Regions from separate parts of the Homo sapiens genome. Here region 2 is linked to region 1. A link is a loop called in an ENCODE intact Hi-C map of the cell type or tissue named here. Cell type or tissue: heart left ventricle. All regions are shown on one strand. Links, peaks and the distances in the headings refer to the core of each region. The heading gives the core; the rest is flanking DNA. Region 1 holds the start of BMP5 (bone morphogenetic protein 5). Region 2 holds the start of HMGCLL1 (3-hydroxy-3-methylglutaryl-CoA lyase like 1).

Region 1 (10,623 bases), core at 1,358-9,357:
ATAGTAGGTCTGCCATCAAGGCCATTTTGCATTAGATAATTTTTAAGTTTTCTTTAAATTGTCTCATTGTGAACATATCAGACTAGTGACATTTATAGATTTTACTTCCTTCTGAGGATCAAGTTGCTGTTAATGGGAATTTTGGGGTAACTTGGCAGTCGTGCCTTTCATGAACTATCACGGGTTTTGAATTGGTCAACTTATTGGTAAAATACTTGTAGTTAGAGTCAGCCATCTACAAAAGTATAAATAGTGTGGGCTTATAAGCATTTACTTTGATACTCACAAACATGCCTTTAGTGTATTCTTCCATGCTCCAGACCCCACCTCATCCCAGGGTCTACTATGTGTTTCAAGTCTGCATGTACCTACTGAGCCTTAGCAGGTGTGCTGTTAATTGCTAATGTTCCTTAAAAATGGTCATTTTCAGGGCTTCTTGCATTGTAATATGGGTCATAAAAACAGCACCAACAAAACAAAACAAAACAAAACATACAATAAGCAATTACAGTGCAAAGGAATGAGGTGTTAACTGACAGGAGTAGAAGTTGCTCATTTGGGCCAAGGGCTACTTTAATTCAATATGCTGTCCTTGTAATGAGAGACCGAGGTATTTTGCAAGTTCTAATGTAATTCTTTATATAATGCTTTCTCTTCTGAGTTATTCCAATTGCCTAGTATTGACAGAAGTTTGTAGTTAGATTCAAAACTCTGGGGTAAGATGTGTAACTGGCAAGTTTCTTTATGAAAGGAAACTTTAGAAGGTTAGGGGGGCTGCATACTAAGAGATGCAGCAATTCATCAACTCATCAGCTTAAGGAATCCTTATAACTATCACTTCAGAGAGACCTGCCCTTAAAAAATTCCCTGGAATATTGTTCATCTTTGCTAAGAAAATAGACTGTTATACAAATATTAACTGAGCCACTAATATGTACTGCTTTACACCGGTGACCAAAATAAATTCTGCCCTTATTTTCATGCAGTTTGCATTGCAGTTAAAATCTCAAGAAAAAAAGTAGAAATCTCCCTTGATTAATAACTACATTGAAATAATAATTTTATGTCCTTAAGTCTATTGATAGGATAACATTTGCTCTCAAGAAATAATATAAAAACAATCTTAGGAACATGTAATAATATGAAGCATATTGAAAAATCTTCTGTTCATTTAAAACTATTCGGCAATGTCACCATCCATGAAAAATAATACCAAACATTTCAAAAGTTTTTGGTGACTGTATTTTATTATGCATTTCCAAGACTTCCTTAACAACTAGAAATCAAGATGGACAAAAAGCCTATGCTGCCCGTGATTACAGTTCCCTTTCAGGTTATAACAAGCAAATCTAAGTCAGATGGTAGTGGTGTAGCACTGCTCTGCCTTCCTTTGGACCACACCATATTCTCTATTTATATGTTTTTCACTCAAAGAGAGTGAACTGAAGCAATTTAATACTATAGATGCTGCTTTGTTATGCATTTGTCCATGTAGTCACCAAAAAGATTCTAGAACGTGATACCTTCCCTAAATTATCCCACTGCTTCCAGCCTCTTCAACATTCTAAGTGGCCTTATCTCCACCCTTTCCTCTTACTCCCTCCAATACAATCTAAGACAGCTTTTGCTTAAGATTTATAATTACATTCAAAGGATTTTGAATTTTGTTTTAATTTGAGAGACAATTTAGAAAGCAGATGCCATTTATATTGGGTATTTGTCTTTCGCTGCAGTCATATCTTTATATTAGGAGATTTTTCTCCTAATAGAGAGAAAGGAGAAATGTTTTCAAGGAGAAAACAACACAAAAACAAAAAGCCAAAAGTGAAATAGAAAGGTCCTTGTGAGCAAAACAGACTTAAACGCTTCAAATTTTTTCAGAGCAAGTTTCTTTTAAAAAGCCAAAAAAAAAAAAATTGGTTGATTGGACATAGTTGGTTTATATATCAATGAACGAAATGTGTCAGATTTTAATGAGGGAAAGAGAAAAATGATCAGAAAGAATGACAGTGCAGAAATACTTCTTACATGAATTGCATTGTCTCTGTTCCTTACCAGAAGGTTCCTAACATTAGGATATACCCAGGGAAATACTACATTGTGAAAGGTAGATTTTTACAAGGCTCCTTTTTTTTTTCTTTGAAATGTGCTTATCTTTAGACACAATTTTTGTGATGCCCTGGGTGTTTTTCCTGTCCCCATGTCTTCTTTCTCAGCATATGCTTATTCCGTATGTTCAATGCCTTATACAACTTTAAATACATACTCTGAAATTTGGAATGTTTATACTTTTCAGTTGCAAAATACTTTATCCTTCAAATTGCTCTCACATACAAGTCTACCTGAGAATTCAAATGATGGAGTAAAATACATATACTTTTAATTGAAAATGAATCTGACTTTTTGTTTGGCGATTACTATTTCCTCTTTATTCCTGGAAGGCTTTTTCTTTATTTTCTTTCTCTCACTGCACAAGTTGATCTTTTTGAAAAATGAGTGTTTGCCAAATCTAGTCTGAGTTGGAAGGGAAGGTCGGCGGGAAGGGTGATTACTTAATATTCTGACTAAGAATACTAGCAACTGATTTCCAATATAGAGGTAGGCTATATGCCTGGTGAAACAATTAAATTATAATTACACTGATTGATATTATAAATCATGCTTTGGGAAAATGAGTTTTTAAGACTTGTGATGCCTAGTCTCATTTTTATTTTTCACATGTATCTTAGAACAAAAATCCACACATATGGAAGATAGTAAGAGTTGTTTCTTCCTCTAGTGTGGTAAATTTTTACTTTGTAACTCTATGCTGTGCTCTAGAGACAAATGAAGCAAATTCATAACTTTGATGATATATTTTAAAATATTGAGAACTGTAGCCTGCTTTATCTAGGATGTTTTGTAAATGCAGAGAAACTTTTTGTCTTGAAGTAATTGATTTGACTTTGTTTCTTAGTTTGGTTTGGATGTTAAATAAGCAATGTCAAGAATTTTAGCCATTTAAACTATTTCTTTTTGAAGTGGTATTTCTTAACTTACTTTCAACCTGCACTATTGCTATTCTTTGTGATATCTATTTTACAAGGGTGTTGCATGTATGTCAGCATTTGCATCTGCTACTGTGGCATCCTACATGACTATTAATAATTAAATTTCAGTAAAGCAAATATTAAATAGCAACATCAAGTTTTCGTGCAATAACTTTGTATAAGAAAATGATGCGTACAATAAGATTCTGCAAACCCTTTCAGTATTCTGCATTCACCAATAACTGAAGACTTCTAAGAAATATGACTTTTCTTTATACATTCAGAGGAAATATTTAAAAAGAAACAAGAAACCAGGCGCCTCTAGGTAGAGTAAAGGAAAAACATTAAAATTTCATAACAGCTCTAGAATTTGCTCGATAAATTTACATTGGTATCAGCATACTATCCCAGACAATGAAAGTATTGTGAGCCCTAAGGTTAAGTGAGAGCCTGTAAGGAAAATTATAGCTGCACAAAAACATTGTAGACTTCCAAATTTTAAAGGCATTAAACATTAAGGATAAACACATACTTTGCTCATTTCCTTGGATTAAGTATGGTATTTTAGAAAGGTGTGCATTTTCCCCATTTTACCCATCAAATTTTAAAAACTCAAATTTCAATCTGCATGTAGTCATGACGATTTGATTTGTGTTTATTTGCATGGGTTAAAACAAGTCAAAGTATTGAATACAATTTATGGGAAATATCTAATTTGTAAGTCTGTGTATATTTCAACTGAAATAACTTAAAAGTTATGAATCATGACACTACATCTTAGGATATTTGTATTTCAACTTTCTGCTTAAAATTTTAATACTTAAAGACACTTAAAGCTAGGTTATCTAATTACTGTTATTGAATTATTACAACTACTATTTTGGCAGCTAGAATATATTTATTAGTGATTAATTGTCTGCTGTATTTTATTTTAAAAGGATCTGGCTGTCATTAAGAAACAGTGAATTAACCTCAATTTACAACTCATCCTTTTATTTTTTAAGAAGTGCATTTTAATGACTTACAAAAACTAGAAATAATCTCAAATACAGAACCGAGATTCATCAAGCTAACTTAGGCACAACCTGAGACTTAATACAGAAGTGTATTAAGTACATGTCACTGAAAAAAGATCTAAAGAAGTACTATGTAAAATGGATGGCAAAATTTTCAGTGTACTACTTGAAAACTGCCTTTTATTTCCCCTAGAATTTGTATGTCCCATGCATCACTGTTTCATGTTAGATGCGTGGTTATAAAATTGTGAAAATGGAGACTTTTCTGGTAGCAAAAGGGTTAAGTTCTTTTTGCTTTACCAGTTTCAAATTACAATGAGAAGCCTCTTCTTTCCCAGCAGGGTTGTGCTTACACTACTCTTTAGATCTCTCTTGAAGAGGGCTGGTATATTTGTGCCTGCTGGAGGTGGAATTAACAGTAAGAAGGAGAAAGGGATTGAATGGACTTACAGGAAGGATTTCAAGTAAATTCAGGGAAACACATTTACTTGAATAGTACAACCTAGAGTATTATTTTACACTAAGACGACACAAAAGATGTTAAAGTTATCACCAAGCTGCCGGACAGATATATATTCCAACACCAAGGTGCAGATCAGCATAGATCTGTGATTCAGAAATCAGGATTTGTTTTGGAAAGAGCTCAAGGGTTGAGAAGAACTCAAAAGCAAGTGAAGATTACTTTGGGAACTACAGTTTATCAGAAGATCAACTTTTGCTAATTCAAATACCAAAGGCCTGATTATCATAAATTCATATAGGAATGCATAGGTCATCTGATCAAATAATATTAGCCGTCTTCTGCTACATCAATGCAGCAAAAACTCTTAACAACTGTGGATAATTGGAAATCTGAGTTTCAGCTTTCTTAGAAATAACTACTCTTGACATATTCCAAAATATTTAAAATAGGACAGGAAAATCGGTGAGGATGTTGTGCTCAGAAATGTCACTGTCATGAAAAATAGGTAAATTTGTTTTTTCAGCTACTGGGAAACTGTACCTCCTAGAACCTTAGGTTTTTTTTTTTTTTAAGAGGACAAGAAGGACTAAAAATATCAACTTTTGCTTTTGGACAAAAATGCATCTGACTGTATTTTTACTTAAGGGTATTGTGGGTTTCCTCTGGAGCTGCTGGGTTCTAGTGGGTTATGCAAAAGGAGGTTTGGGAGACAATCATGTTCACTCCAGTTTTATTTATAGAAGACTACGGAACCACGAAAGACGGGAAATACAAAGGGAAATTCTCTCTATCTTGGGTTTGCCTCACAGACCCAGACCATTTTCACCTGGAAAACAAGCGTCCTCTGCACCTCTCTTTATGCTGGATCTCTACAATGCCATGACCAATGAAGAAAATCCTGAAGAGTCGGAGTACTCAGTAAGGGCATCCTTGGCAGAAGAGACCAGAGGGGCAAGAAAGGGATACCCAGCCTCTCCCAATGGGTATCCTCGTCGCATACAGTTATCTCGGACGACTCCTCTGACCACCCAGAGTCCTCCTCTAGCCAGCCTCCATGATACCAACTTTCTGAATGATGCTGACATGGTCATGAGCTTTGTCAACTTAGGTATGTTGTTCATTTGTTTGTTAATCTATGTTATTACAAAGTGGAAGTTTTCCCTAATGGTAAAGGAGCTGCTTGGTAGGTGGTCATGTTTATATAAAGACATTTTCTCTAACTCTCCTGTTTAGCTTCTGTTTTCTTTCTTTCATTGATGCCTTAGGCAAAAAGTCATATATATATATTTAATATGAATAGTTAAATTTAAACACTTATAGTGTGGGTCTTTTCAGATCTTGTTAAAATTTCAACCTCGCTTAAATATATGAATGCAAAGGCAATAGTCTAAAAACAGGGAAATTTATGAGGATAGCTATGCTATGGGCAACAATAAAAAAAAGAAGCACTTACAGATGGGAAAGTAAAAGTGACATTCGGAAGCACTTTTTTTTTAAGTGATTTAAAGCACATGTAAGTATATATTCACATACTACTTAAAAATCTCTCATCTAGGGGAGGCAACTACTGTAAAAATATAGAGGTAAAATTAACCAAGATTGAATAGCACCATAAAAGATTACTATCAAGGAATCAAGGAAGGGATTCTGAAATTCTATAGTAAATATTTCAGAAATAAAGTTTCAATCTAACAGTTCTTAACTGTAATGAGTAAAGTATGTTATAGCTACTTGATTTTTTTCACAGGCAAGAAAAATGTAAAACATGCTTTAGTGGTCTTTATCTATACAAAATTTTCCTTCTATATGAGATAAAATATTTGAAATTTTCTGTAAACCACAACAATATTAATGAGAAAATTTTAAAATTATGTTTTAGTTGTAGCTGGTACTTCATGGTGGTTTTTAAATACTGATAATGTCAAATGATAATTTAGTTCCCAATATTCCCTCTCACAATAATATTATGGATTACCAATTTCAAATTATTTTATAAGGGCTGTTGTTTTCTTTAAATGTTTTAGTAAAAATTGAAGGTGAAATTTACTATCTCTGGCAGTCAAAGGAAAATAACATCGAATATATTTTATGTTTGAAGATTAAAAACTCTATCAACAAATTTAATCCACTGGGAAGAATTGAGAACTTTATGATGTTATAGCTTTTAGAACTTTGTTTTAAAAATGCAATCTGCTTTGACTTAAAATTAACATGTTTTATTAAACACTTAATTAAAAACTTCCTCATGTAACATCTCAAAGGAAATATTCTTTGAAAAGTCAGATTATCAACAAATCTTAATAACACATGGATGCTTTTATAATATATGTTGCTTAATATACTCTGCTCATTTGCTCTTAGCAATCCTAGCATGAAGGATAAGGTACTTAATAAATCGTACGTTTTATGTTGCTAGAGACAAAGGTCTCATTATTAAGTGAGTAAGTCATAATTTGTTGCACTAATCAGGTGTCCTGGAGGCCTTTTCTTCTACGTATAATTAACAGACTTCACATGGAACTTTTTAGTCATTAAAATATAGCTTAATTTCAAATTAATGTGATTGCTTTTACCTAGTATAAGGGATATGCAAGTGTAGCTTGTGGTACATTTTGCTTTGTAACATTTCTAAAGTATTATTCAAGAATTTAAAGTAGTTTAAATATTTTAATAGAAAAATTTCAACCTAGCAAAATTTATATATTCATAAACCATTGAGAAAATCAGGTCATATCATCTAAAATCTGACAAAGAAGCATATGTATGTTACATATTTTAATAAACGATAGCTCAGTCATGAATGTCATAATATATTTTATTAGAATTGCTCTGATCATTCACAAGAGAAGTGTAAGCATGATTTTTGGATTTATGTGTTTACTTTTTATAAATCTACATAGAGTAAGAAAGTCAAAACCAATAATAGTTTTATTCATTGATTCCTATAACTTTTTTATTATTGAGAAACACATTTAAAAATAAATGACATTTTGGTTACATTGTTCAGATTATAATAACATAGCAGTTTATTAGTTTATTGCCTATATGAAGAAATACAATTATTCATTTGACTCTAGAGAAACAATATTAGCTATAAGCTTTAGAGAAACTGTGTGTTTATTTTTATCATGCTTGAACTTCTGAGTAGTGCTTTATATTCAATAACAAACTATGTTGTTTCTTCTTTATTTAATAATTCCAAACTAAATGTCTTACATGAAATTACTGACAAACTGATTCTGATACTAGGTGAGTTTTTCTTGGTAGACTTTAAGGAAAATTAAACCACAGTTTAATTATCCTTTGATCATGCCTTCAAATACATTCAAGATTTATAGTTGATCACTGCTTAGTAAAAAGCTTCAACTTTTGCATTTCTTTTATAATCAAATAAATAAATAAGCATACTCAGAAAAGGTGAAAGTGTAATAACATTATTAGCTGCAATAAGAGTGCCAGTGCTTTTTAAATGTAATATCCGTTAGCAAATATTACCTGTAGTTTATTTCATGTTCTTATAAGACTAAAAAGGATTAGATTTTATTTTTTCACTGTCTTAAAAGACATGCATATAGTTGAGACTAAGTACAAATGAGTCACATTAGTAGTAGGCAAGGGATTTGTATTGAGGAAGTCACCTGGATATTTAAATATGTGAAAAGAATCTGTTGACATTTCCCATAATTAGAAGAATTATATAAAAAGGATCTAGTAGCATCCTTTTAAAAAATGCTTGTGTGTTGTCCTTTTCAAGTCAAATAATGGATTTTCCACAGGTACCTTGCCATTCAGAAATTCTTTTTTCAACATAGTTTTGGTCACGAAGAACAATTAAACTTAATCCAAACTCAGAATCATGTTTAACAGAATACCTACTGTTTAAAATTCAGATGAGATTAGCTTTATATTCATAAGTGAAAAATAGATTTGAATTTACTAAAAGCAAAATAAAAAGTAAATAAATTGCCTAAGGCATGCAGACATCTGAATATGAAACCAAACATATCATTTTAACCTTTATTTTAGTGACTCGTTTATTTTGAAGAAACAAATATAAATTATTAACTGTGTGAAGAGAAATATTCCTTCGATCATATTCATTATTCTTAGGCCACTTTTATCAGTCTCATAGTATTAAATTTTACAGATTGAATTCTTTGCTTTTTCCCTAAAACTGTTGAATATCAGTGGAACTTTTGCTTGGTCAATATAATATTATTTTGTTAGTAATAAAAATGTTTTTCTGTTTAGTTTTATTTTCTTTTTTAACCATCTCTTTGTCAAAAGTGCTAAGTGTTAGTATATGTATTAAATACCAGTACAAGTTAAAGACATGATTAGATAATTTGCTTACAATATTTATCTCTTGTTTACACAAATAAAACATGTAGTGTATTTCTAAGATCTTTTAGTTAGAAGCCAATTTTATTTGATTACTTGGTGACATTATCACCATAATGACATAACACTAGATGTTTTAGAGGAAGTAAAAACAGGAAAATTACTTTTATATTATTCTTTGTATCTACATATTCCTCTGGAAAAAGTTGAACTTTGAGTTTATTAATGGTTTTTCTCTTAGATGTATTTCAAGAATACGTTTTAATTCCAAGCACAAAAGTATTTAAATGTGTTGTTAAATTTTTTAAATATAAAAACATATTTAGTCTGTTATCATGAAAGAAAAACGCTTTCAAAAACTAAACCTTTTTTGCCTACTTACCCTAATCATTAAGTTCTCTTGGTACTGGAAGGAAAAAATGCTTTATGTTCTCAGTTGACAGATTTGAAAGACATCATTGATAATTTATTATTGTTTTTGGCTGAATCAAGTGCCCAGTGGAAAGTAATTTATATACAAATCTACCTAAAGATGCCTATCTATGTAGTCTCTCCAACAGAGTTATTAACACTTGTGTAACATAAACACACCCATAAACACATGGAAGTTTTTTTTGAAGGGGGATGGGTTGGAAGGAAAGATAATATAAAGCCATTATAGTATATATTCATAAATTATGCCTGGAGTAACTAATGCTAATAATGGGTAAAGCAACAATCATTCTGTAAAAGTTTTAACTTTTGAAGAGAAAAATATTGCTGAGTGAGGAGACCTTTTTCTCTCTTCTTCAACAACACTTCACATTCATAATCACGACCAACGGGATTCTTTTTCTCCTTTAAAGATGGTTGATTATCAAGTGATTGGCATGACAGACAAACTCTGGGTTGCCAGAGATAGTTATAATCATAGTTTAATTAAATGCTTTTTTTTTTTTTTTCAAATTGTAGTGGTTACTCACAAATATCAAATTTTAAAAGTTTAATGAGACGTATTAGCTGGAACTAAGAAGGACTTGGGACTGCCTCAGCTGCCACCTCTCCTTCCCTTTCATTCTTCCATTTTCTGTAATATCACCACTCTCCCTCCTCCCTTCTCATCCCAGTATTTTTTGGCCTTTCCTCCTTGTTCTTGGTCTCTGTAGCCCCAGGCTCTCTTGGCACCCCTCTCCTTACCACTCCCACACTTCCTGGGGTCTGCCTTTCGTCCTGGTTTGCTAGAGGCTTAAATTAGTTGAAAATCAATTAGTTACAGTTTGAGAATTGAGGTACACTCTCCTGTTTTCTCTCCAGTTGAGAAGGAAAAGGTTATGATGTGCCAACTGCAGCCTCCACCCACTGGGAGAAAAGCTCCCCAGGGCATCAGAGCTGCCCTGGCTCTTGCCATCCCCTGTAATTGTTTCTCCATCATCCCATTCTTCTTTGCCTCCTCATCTCTCCCTAAGGATCCCATTGACAGAATTTAATTGTGTTTTGCCTTTATTTTATAAAATAACATTTAAAAGGGAAAATTTCAAGAAAAGTAAAAGAAAGAAAAAGAAATCAACAATGAACAAAAATAACACTCATCAAACATGCCATTCCTGTTTAGTTTATAAAAAGCTTTTGTGTTTATTATCCTTATTTAATATTCTGTCACTTCCATGAAGAAATTATTTTTTTTTGAAAAGAGATAATGAGAAAGAATAAAGAGACGAAGAGTGAGATATAGAGGCATACAGGAATAAGGATGAGACAGAGAAAGAAAGAAAATATTTTTGAAAAAGAGCCTGAA
Region 2 (10,623 bases), core at 1,272-9,271, 300 kb after region 1:
TGGTATAGTCAGTCTGCCTAGTTTGGCGTTGATTGATCTCTGAAACACAAATCCCTCCTCACTCTGTTTTTGAGACCCTTTGTCTAGAATATAGACAGTGCCAACAACCCTGTAATTTATTATATGGTAGTAATTTATTGCGGTCATTTTATACAGAGAAGAGATAGGGTGAAGAATGGGAGTAAGTGTAGAGCATGTGGCTTCTGTTCAGTTTTCTTTCTTGTGGATTAGTCAAGACATCAGAACCATATCATGAGATCCTCAGGCTCTGAGTTAAATCCAGTGTTCTTCATTCTGTTCAGCATCTCTTGTTCCCTGTCTTTATTTATAGAAGTGATAGGAACTCCAGAATACATTGAAAATTATGGAACAAATATAATACTCAGAGAAAATTTCAAGTAAGAATTCTGTTAAATATGGAGCTTATCGTGGAGATTATTTCCCCTCCCCTCAAACTACTGATATCAAGAACATTCTCAGAAGCTAAATATTGCCAAGAGGCTCACAAGAAGGCACAGGCCTTGCTAGTCAGGATCTGAGGTCTTAAGCACCAAATGGAAGAGTACATTTAAGCAAATGGCCATGTAAGTATGGTAGTTAACTGGGCCATGAACATGAACCATTGGTCTCAAAAGGCCATTCCATATATGAGAGATGAAAAAAAGGTCACCTGGTTCTGTGGTTGAGAAAGTAAATCTCCGTAAGAAGACTGAAAGCAAGTGTCATCATGCATGATTTTAAGTTCTATATTTATTATATCGTTATGAGACTCCAAGCTAAGATGTTAACAAAAACAAATCTCAGCACCACCAAATTAAATCCATTAGATATCCCAGTGAAGCAAAAGTAAAATCATCCTTTAGGAATATTTCAATAACCCATGAAAGATTCCTATAGAAAAATAAATGGCTTCCCAAAGGACTATAAATCATGCTGCTATAAAGACACATGAACACGTATGTTTATTGTGGCACTATTCACAATAGCAAAGACTTGGAACCAACCCAAATGTCCAACAATGATAGACTGGATTAAGAAAATGTGGCACATATACACCATGGAATACTATGCAGCCATAAAAAAGGATGAGTTCATGTCCTTTGTAGGGACATGGATGAAATTGGAAATCATCATTCTCAGTAAACTATCGCAAGGACAAAAAACCAAACACTGCATGTTCTCACTCATAGATGGGAATTGAACAATGAGAACACACGGACATAGGAAGGGGAACATCACACTCTGGGGACTGTTGTGGGGTGGGGGGAGAGGGGAGGGATAGCATTAGGAGATATACCTAATGCTAAATGACTAGTTAATGGGTGCAGCACACCAGCATGGCACATGTATACATATGTAACAAACCTGCACATTGTGCACATGTACCCTAAAACTTAAAGTATAATAATAATAAAAAAAAGAAAAATAAATGGCTTCATCAAAGATAAGTTTACATAAGCAAATTACCAAGCATGCAAATTTGGTTTGTATATGTATTTGCTTTGCACATACAAAGCAAAACTTTAAAAATATAAAGAGAAATTGACAGAAACAGAACTATAGTGGAGGATTTCCACCGTCATGCTGTTTTGGCAAATTAATTAATTATACATACAAAGATTCGTATGATCATTTTCTAGCTACCTACTTTTCTCTCAAAAAATAAATAACATGCTATACTTTAGAAACTTATTATAAGAAATGATTTTGATTATATGTGTGTATGTGTACATACATATATGTATACATATATACAGGTATCGTACAGCCAATAGCATCATGGTTTCAAATAATTTAAATAAAATAAAATGGGAAAAACAAAAAGTATATACAAGAAATATTAATTTTTTCTCTCTGAAATAAAATGTATTAAAATGTTTCTAGAATTAGAACACTAGGTGTCTTCATTGATATCTTTATGTATCTTCTGAATTTCTCAAAATTGCTGTAATAAGAAACATAATTAGAGTGATAGGACATGAAATAATCCTAAAACTTGGGGAAACATGTATAATTTGATATTGCTGAAGTTATGGATAAGTTTAGAAAATGGGTAGGAGTTGAGACTGCAAAGACTGCTAAGAGTCTCTTCATGAAATATTAATTGAACCATTTTTAAGAAATATGACTTACCCCCACCCCCAGAGGTTATGGGACACCTCTAAGAATTTTAAGTTCAGAAATGTTTATCAGATATATATTTTCAAAATCTCTCAGACTATACAGTATGAATTGTTGAGTGCAAAATCACCCAGGAAGCCAGACTACTGTATTAATAATAATAATAGCTAACATTTGCTGGCTGCCTACAACATGCCAGAGACCAAATGTTGAACACTTTATATATTCTGTCATTTAATTTTGGCAACAAGTAAGAACTGTTATTGTCACCCTTTTACACATGTGGATACAGATGCTAACAAAGTTGTCCAGGGTCACTCAGTCCCTGTTAGAACCTGGCTCCCATCATAGATAATCTAGAACCAACTCTTAGGCCCTTCCCCACTGCATTATGGTGTTGCTTGTCAAACAGATAGGAAGTGGAGCAGAGAGAAGTTCTTAGCAAAAGAAAAAGAGCAAGGGATGAGTCCAAGATATTTAACTCAAATCACTTGTTGACAGATTGGTGGGATTAAGGAGAGAAGGAAGTCAAGAATAATTCAGGAGAGACAGGTTGAATTGAATGCTTTTGTACATAGTAAAATCATTAATAAAGTCACTAGAGAAAACAGAAAATTTACTTTAATTTGAGGTGAATGTTCGTATCTTCTTCTGCTTGAGTGAGTAAAATGCAATGAAATAAAAATGGCTTAGTCATATGATGCAGCAAGCATAGTATAGAGTGCAGATGCAGGATATGGCACTTACTCACTTCGTAGTTTTTAACAACTGGTTTCTTTATTTTTCTAATGGAGCCCAAGCTTCTAACCTGTTATATTGCAAGAGAGAACTATAGAACCTTCCACAAACTTCTTTTTATTCTCATTTTATCTAGAGCTTTTTAGAACAGGGGTACATATTGAAAATGTTTTATTTGAGTAATCAGAACAGAAAGATGTACATTAATACTAAGTACAAAAACATATGCTTTTCAAATGTATAAATTTTAAGCATTCATAAATTAACACCAAACTTTACTTACCAGTAAAATCACATCTATTTTAACTCCTGTTTATTCATTAGATTAAACATTCTTAAGATATTTGGTCTTTAAGATTTTGGCATTTGTACAAATTTTGTTTAAAAATTTGAGATCATAGCATTTTCCATATGATATGAATTAAAATAAAAAACAAATACTTTTATATTTATAAGACTTTTCTGTAAAAAAACACGTATCACTATGGTCAACTAATTGGTATATGAAATTTTCTTCAGACCCTTTTAATTTAGAAAACGATTAAGCAATAATTTTTTTTTCCCTAAATGTTCTTGTTCTTAGTAGCAGAAGATCATATCATATCTGACTTATCTTAGAGGTCTTATTCTCCAAAAGTTTAGACTTCAATTTTAATTGCCAATCCTTTTTGAGGTTTAGAATGATTGTTGACTCCATTATGAAGGTTGCCTTGTTAAATTATTGTTGTTGAAGTTGGATCTTTTAAAATTATTTTTAAATATCATGTTCCCTGTTGCAGAATTTAAATATAGAGAGAAAAATGATAGTAAGCATAGATATAACCAGTACCGTCCATTTCACTTGCAGTGGAACAATAACTAACAGCTGAGCTCTGCTGGTACAGCTAATAGATTTAGCTCTATGAATGTACACCTATATGATAGTCATGCTTAGGTAAATAACAACCGGAGTTTTGGTGCTTTACAGAGTTTTAAGCGCATCCAGGAATTGGATAACTTCACTTTAGCAGTTCAGGGAATGTTCTCCAGGTTAAACATCCGGCTGGGCGCGGTGGCTGACCCCTGTAATCCCAGCACTTTGGGAGGCCGAGGAGGTCAGACCACGAGGTCAGGAGATCGAGACCATCCTGGCTAACGCGGTGAAACCCCGTCTCTACTAAAAATACAAAAAATTAGCCTGGCGTGGCGGCCGGCGCCTGTAGTCCCAGCAGCTGGGGAGGCCGAGGCAGGAGAATGGCGTGAACCTGGGGGGAGAAGCTTTCAGTGAGCCGACATCGCGCCACTGCACTCCAGCCTGGGCGACAGAGCGAGACTCCGTCTCAAAAAAAAAAAAAAAAAAAAAAAAAAAGAAAGAAAAAAGAAAAAAAAAATCCTTGGTTAACTGTGAGAAGAAGACTATGACCTCCTCATCCTCTTTGCCCTTTCTAGTGCAGTTTTACCGAAGGATCTACACGATTTCTCTTCCACTCTTTGTCTTTTTCCTCCCTTAACCCATTTATTTTTATTACCTGTGGAAGTCTCACTGCCCACCCCCCAAACCCCCACCCATGCAACACACAAGTGGTAAGGATGGTTTGACTTTGAATGGTAAATTTCTTCTGTGTGTTTATACTACGGTGTGCATCGGTTGGCTCCTGGTTTACATTTGCTCCATCAGCCACCAGGGCTGATGCGTATTCCTGGCCATGGACACCCTGGCTGGGTCTCCGGAAGACCCTAGGTATCCTGCACGAGACTATTCTTGATGACTATGTCATTTTAGCTGCAAACCACTGAACCCACTGCGAAGATTATTAGGGTGTGACAATACACGTAAGTTTACATGTGAAAGTGAGGGGGGGAAGGTAGGCCGGTGGTCTGCTCGAAGGCTATTTTTTCAAACCCTCTCTTCCACTAAAAATGTCTCCAATTCTAATATCCTAAGAACTTGTATAGAATTTTCCGTTTGGATAAATCTAGTCCTTAGGGCTTTAATAATTTTGTGCCATGAGACTTTTAAACACGCAGTTCCATTTCAGCGCTTAACCGCAGCACCAACTTACAGCTTACCTCTCATTTAGGAACGTACCTCTGAGAGTACCTCTGACATGTAACCTAATTTAAGACTATCTTTTCCTTTTCATTAGACTGTTGGATATGTTTTAACCTTGCTGATTGCCTCAAAAACATTTTTAAATAGAGCTTATTGTTATAAAGCATAAACTCCGTGAGCTCAACGGTAGGCAAATCTACACTTGAGCACCCAAGGCTGCAGCTGGGAATGAACGAACTCATCAACATAAACACTCACGCCCCTTCCTTTTATTTTAGACCCCTTTTCTTCTACACCTGATCTATGCCAGGTGAGAAGTAGGTGGGCACGTTAAGATACAGTCAGCCCTGGGCGCTCAGTGTAGTGCGGAAAATGAGACACCCCTGGACATCCTCTGGCTCAGCTCCTTTCTCTCCTGTTCAGGTGCTCGGCATTTCTGTCGATTCCCGCAGGTGCCCCGTGCACCCGCTGCCCCAGGCGCGGCCACCTGCCACGCCCCACTCCCCGCCCTCTCGGCGCCGCCGCAGTGCGCAGAACAGCTCTGGTCCTCACAGCCAGTGCACCGGAGGGGCGCGCTCCCGAGCTGGCGCAGTTTCCCAGCGCGGTGCCCGCCCCTCATCCTCCTCCAGTCTCCCTCCCCTCGCCGACTGCCGCCCCAGGCTCCGCCATGGGGAATGTGCCATCCGCGGTGAAGCACTGCCTCAGCTACCAGCAGCTTCTCCGGGAGCATCTCTGGATCGGGGATTCAGTGGCAGGGGCGCTCGACCCCGCGCAGGTACCACCTCGCGGCCCAGGGTGTCCCCACCCTCATGCGCACACTGACAGCCAGCCTCTCTCCCTGCAACCTCTTGGTGCCCTCCTCCCTTTATGTCACCTCCTCACCCCAGGACCCTTCCCGCAGCAGTTCTGTCGTGTTAGGCCGCACCCCTTAAACGGTTTCCCGTTATCTCTCTTCGGTGAATGTATCGACCCGCCTCTACAGATCAGACCCTGCAAAATCCCTGCCTGTGACCATTTGCTGGTCGCCTAAAGAAAAGAATTCCTTCTCTGTGTTTTCCTGGAAAGGGATGCATTACGTAATACAATTTGTATTCATAGGTATTCCTTCAAGGATACCGCCCTTATTCTCAGTGCTCCTTGTACTGTGTAACAAAGACTACAAATTTGTCACAATGTGAGGCAGAAAAAGGAATGAAACCGGTAGAAGGTTAAGAAGACATAGTAGGATGAAATAATCCATCAGAACATTAATTATCCCAAATGTATTTGTGCTTCAACAAACTTGAAAGAAAGTGTAAATAACAGCAATTTCAGACTAAAATTTATTCCCACATTGTTCCTGAAAGGGCATGTTAAGACAATAGGCAACTTAATATTATTCATATACTTATGATTTAATGCACTCTTAACCAGTGTCAGATAAATAAAGAAAAGGTGTATAAAGAAATTAACTTTTTCCTTAAAAAACTTGAAAATCTAAAATTCCACAAAATATTAAATAACTGATAATTGTTATGAAAATGTTGAAACATGGAATAAAGGAGGAGCACTGTGAGGACTTCTTGTTAAATTACAGGTGCTGGATACAAGATTATTTCTGATTCGACTAGTGAACAAAATAACTTCTGTTATTGTAATATTTTAGTCATTAAGCATAATTGTACCATGTGGATTTAAATCAACTATTCTAATATAAAATATTCATTTTCTATTGTGTATTCTCAGTTTAGTGTATCATATGTGAAATTGCAATCTTATCTTTACAAATTGGAATTCAGCATTTGTGTTCTTTAGAAGATATTTTGTTTCTCGTTACTTAAAAGATGGCCATGGTCATCTAACTCAAAACCTGTTGATGACAGTGGTAGAGGTGAAAAGTTATCCTTTATCTTCCCACATGTTAATATGTCTATTTAATTTTCCTACCTTCTATTTTGACCTTCCTGATGTAACTTTTATCTTAATGTTCTTGACTTTTTAAATTCAGTCTGTTATTTAATCAGGAACCATTAACTTATATTTCCTAAGTCTGAGAGTTTATATGATTTTTCTTTTTGAGTGAATATTATATTTCTCTCTCCCTCTTTATTTTCTGATTTACACATTTTGTGGGTTTTATGGACAATGATAGAAGATTGGTTGCAGGTAAGGATGTCTTATTTGCCCTGCTAAGATATGGAAGCAGGTTAAATGAAAATGACTAGGATTCCCGAGAAATAAAATTCTGGGGCATTCATCAGCTTAATGAAGACTTTTTTGGCCCATTCTGAAGATATAATAGCCCTTCTCTAAATATTGCCTTTTTACCCACCAACTGCTTTGCCTAGAAAACTCTTATTTGTCTCTCAAGTACAGATTTTAAATTTTTTTTTTTTTTTAGTCCAGCCCTTTGCTCCCTCCAGAGTTATGCTTCTTTTTGTGTTCTCGGGAATTTTTAAAAATAATTCTGTTTTAGTTCCAATACTGTTGAATTGTGATTTTTTCTATCTTATCGTAATTGAACTCACAGCAGCACTAACATCTGACACTTGGCTTTTTGAACTTTATCTTCCTAGACTTCTCTTCTAACAAACCTTCACTGCTTTCAGCCCGATGTCTCTGGCTTCTCAGTCTCCTTGGCAGGCACGGTGGCTTGTATCCACTGGGTAAATATCCAGATGCCCCATCACTATCTACACTCTTCCTAGTGTGAGTTTGAGTGACAATCTACACTCACTGATTTGATTACTGTTTGTGTACCAGTGTTTTCTAGACTTACATTCCCCTATTTCTCTTGAATTCCAGTCCAGATGTTCAGCTGCTCATTTGACATCATCGCTTAGGTATCTCAAAAGCAACTCAAACTCAAACATTTTCAAAATTTTATTAATGTTCTACTTCTTCCAACACTGGACTTTCTGCAATATTTCCTATTGCAGGGAATGCCAGTATAATTTATTCAGTTCTATGAGCCATACACCAGAAACTATCTTCTTTCATTTCCCTCACACCCAAAGTATCACTGAGTCCTGCAATTTTACTTCTTGAATTTCTTTCAAATCTATTTTTCCAACTTCATTGCACCAATCAATTTTAAAATGGCATTATCTCTCATATGGATGACTGGGCTGTTGCAGTAGTCTTCTTACTTTCCAGGAATCCCTCTTCAACCCAATGCCTATATAGCTAATTGGAAAGTGTTCCCTATTTCAAATAAAATAATGCTATTTCTCTGTTTCAAAACCATCCGTGAATTTCCATTGCTTTTAAGAGTGGACACCAAAACTTTTAATGTGTTTTCTAAACTTCAAATGATCTTTTCATTGCATCTCTCAGCAACATCATCTTAAGCTATTCTTTTTTGTTCTTGCCACTTTAGCCACAGTGGCCTTTTTTGAGTTCTATAATAAATTGTGTTCCCTCTGGAACCACAGTGTTTGCTTACCTTCCTCTCTGCTAGGAAGATTGTTTTCAACAAATTAACTTCTAATTAATCTTCCGCCCTCAACTTGCATGTTACCCTCTCGTGAAATCTCTCCCAGACTCTCCATGCCAGCAGCTTTTGTTAGACTTCTATTGCATAGTAACCTATTGTAGATAATATGCATTATATATTTATTTTCATGATTACTTGATATTTAATTGCTTTGCAGATATTAAGCATAGTAAAACTAAGGAAGCAATTCACCACGGGATTCTCAACACTTATCAGAATGTCTGGTTAATTTTTTATGGCCAATAATACTTTTTGAATGAACAAATGAATTAATGTTTTCCCTTATAGGCCATAAGCATCACATGCCCATGAAGACCATGGACTTCTTCTTAGCATTTGTTCAAGGTCCAACAAAATGATTGGCACACTGTAGCATCATGATAAATATTTGCTAAGTGAATACAAAATCAGTGAGAATGGGGACATGGTATAGAGTTTGATCTTAGCACCAATCGATGAATATTATTACTGTTTTTCTCTCACCTTTTTGTCTCATAGGACCTCATAGTAGTTTAATGGAGAGATGAGGTAAAAATGGTTTCTGGAGGCTGTCAACACAGCAGAGAGCTTAACTAATTCTCTATTGTTGAATCTGGCAGAGAGAATCATGAATAAACCTGACTCCTGTAATATGAAATAATTTGATTGTAGTTAGAACAGATAGAAAATTCTGTATTTTGAAATAATTATGTGTGTGCAATAGAATATTGAAAACCTCGATATTTTTCTGTTACCAACTTATTCCATGGTTTTGTGTGTGCAAGAGCATGGCCACACCTTAATTTTTCAGCTTACATATTAGAGATAATATATCCCTGATGAATTATTAGACTTAAATTAAATATTGTGTGTATGAATATATACACATATACATATTAGAAGTTTAACAATGTACTATCAAATATAAAAAGAATAAATATGAATGAAAGGCTTATTCTATCACAGGTCCACTAATTAAATTATGTGGGTCTCTGTTTTTGCTAATGACAATGGTTTTGCAGAAAATTCCCTTAATAGACCAAGAGGTTGAAATTGCTCATTCTGTAATTCAAGCTATCTCTTAGGACCTGTTTTATTTTCTGTAGTTGTCTCTGTTAAAAAGAGTATAATGAAGCTGGCTTAATTGGCATGTTTTAAAGTTTTGATTAAATTTAAGTTTCCTAGTGAAGCGATCCCCCTTTGATTTTCAAGTGTTCCTTAAGCAATAACTAAATCTCTTCACATATTAATGCCCTTTTGCAAAAATAAAATTTCCAAAGACCTAAATTCTAATATAAATAATGTTTCAAACCTATTATATTTCTAAAATAAAGTAGTAGATTATGTGAGATTAAATTTATAGTTATTTTACATTCGATTCTGATCCTTTGTGTTACATTTGCTGTCAGCAAAAATTATGATTCAGCGTAAAGTTATTTGGTGCTAAAGGGTCTCTGGAATTTAAATGTATTATATTTCTGCTTAAATGTAATAAGATGATAATGTATCTTTATACTTTTGGCCTGCAACTGTGTAGTTGTTAGTACATTTACTAAATATTTTAGGATGATTGAGGAGGAATTTTCAGACAGGGACCAAACTGCCATCATACTGTTTTCTATTTGTCTCATGTATTCTTTATTTGTCTCCTTACCATTTTTTATTCTTTTCCAGCTTCTTTTGAAATCATGTAGCATTTTAATTTCTCATTTTCCCCCTGAATTGACATGTTAGTGATATACTTTTTTTTACTATACCCTTAATTGCTGTCTATAAGATGTCAACATACAACCGTGGCTTATTAAAATAATATATTAGTACTATTACAACTTATTAAAAATGCAAATATGACTCTTTAACTTCATTTTCTGTCCTCTGCCTTTTACGTTTTTGTTTCTATATACTTATTATCTATATGGTGTATTTACAATACATATGCATACAGTCAATATCCATTTATACTTGTGCACATATTTTCTCTTTTTATTCCTTTCTTCATCTCCATTTTTTCCTCAGATTACTTTCCTTCAACCAGAAGTATTTGTTTCAATATTTTCTTTAGTAAAAAAAGTACTAATATTGATTTTTTTCAGTTTTTCTTTGTTTGAAATTACATACACACATATACACTAATGTATATATATACACACACACATATATGATGTTTATAAGTATAAATGAATGTTTACTATAAACATAAGTTTTATCTAAAAAATTAACAGCCATGATAGCAGTGCAAAATGCAGATTTCTCAACAGATACAGTGGAAGCCAGTTAC

What was found. A loop is a pair of places that touch in the nucleus more often than their neighbours do. Peaks named below come from ENCODE experiments on the same cell type or tissue, not always from the same donor. Only the 100,000 strongest peaks of a DNase experiment are listed, where the experiment ranks them.
Region 2: it touches region 1 in a loop (2.6-fold over the local background); 4 of 110 quality-filtered maps call a loop at or near these places.

What each region holds. Positions count from the first base shown.
Region 1 is chr6:55,869,369-55,879,991 of GRCh38, reverse strand. It overlaps BMP5 (bone morphogenetic protein 5), which reads left to right and starts at 4,402. Exons shown (of 7, transcript NM_021073.4): 1 at 4,402-5,616. The coding sequence starts at 5,127. In heart left ventricle, for the core only: no CTCF peak of the experiment used is centred there; no DNase peak of the experiment used is centred there; H3K4me3 peaks cover 4,447 bases; H3K27ac peaks cover 193 bases; H3K27me3 peaks cover 258 bases.
Region 2 is chr6:55,573,991-55,584,613 of GRCh38, reverse strand. It overlaps HMGCLL1 (3-hydroxy-3-methylglutaryl-CoA lyase like 1), which reads left to right and starts at 5,422. Exons shown (of 9, transcript NM_001042406.2): 1 at 5,422-5,666. The coding sequence starts at 5,559. In heart left ventricle, for the core only: no CTCF peak of the experiment used is centred there; a DNase peak (open chromatin) is centred at 5,473; H3K4me3 peaks cover 2,725 bases; H3K27ac peaks cover 2,183 bases; H3K27me3 peaks cover 684 bases.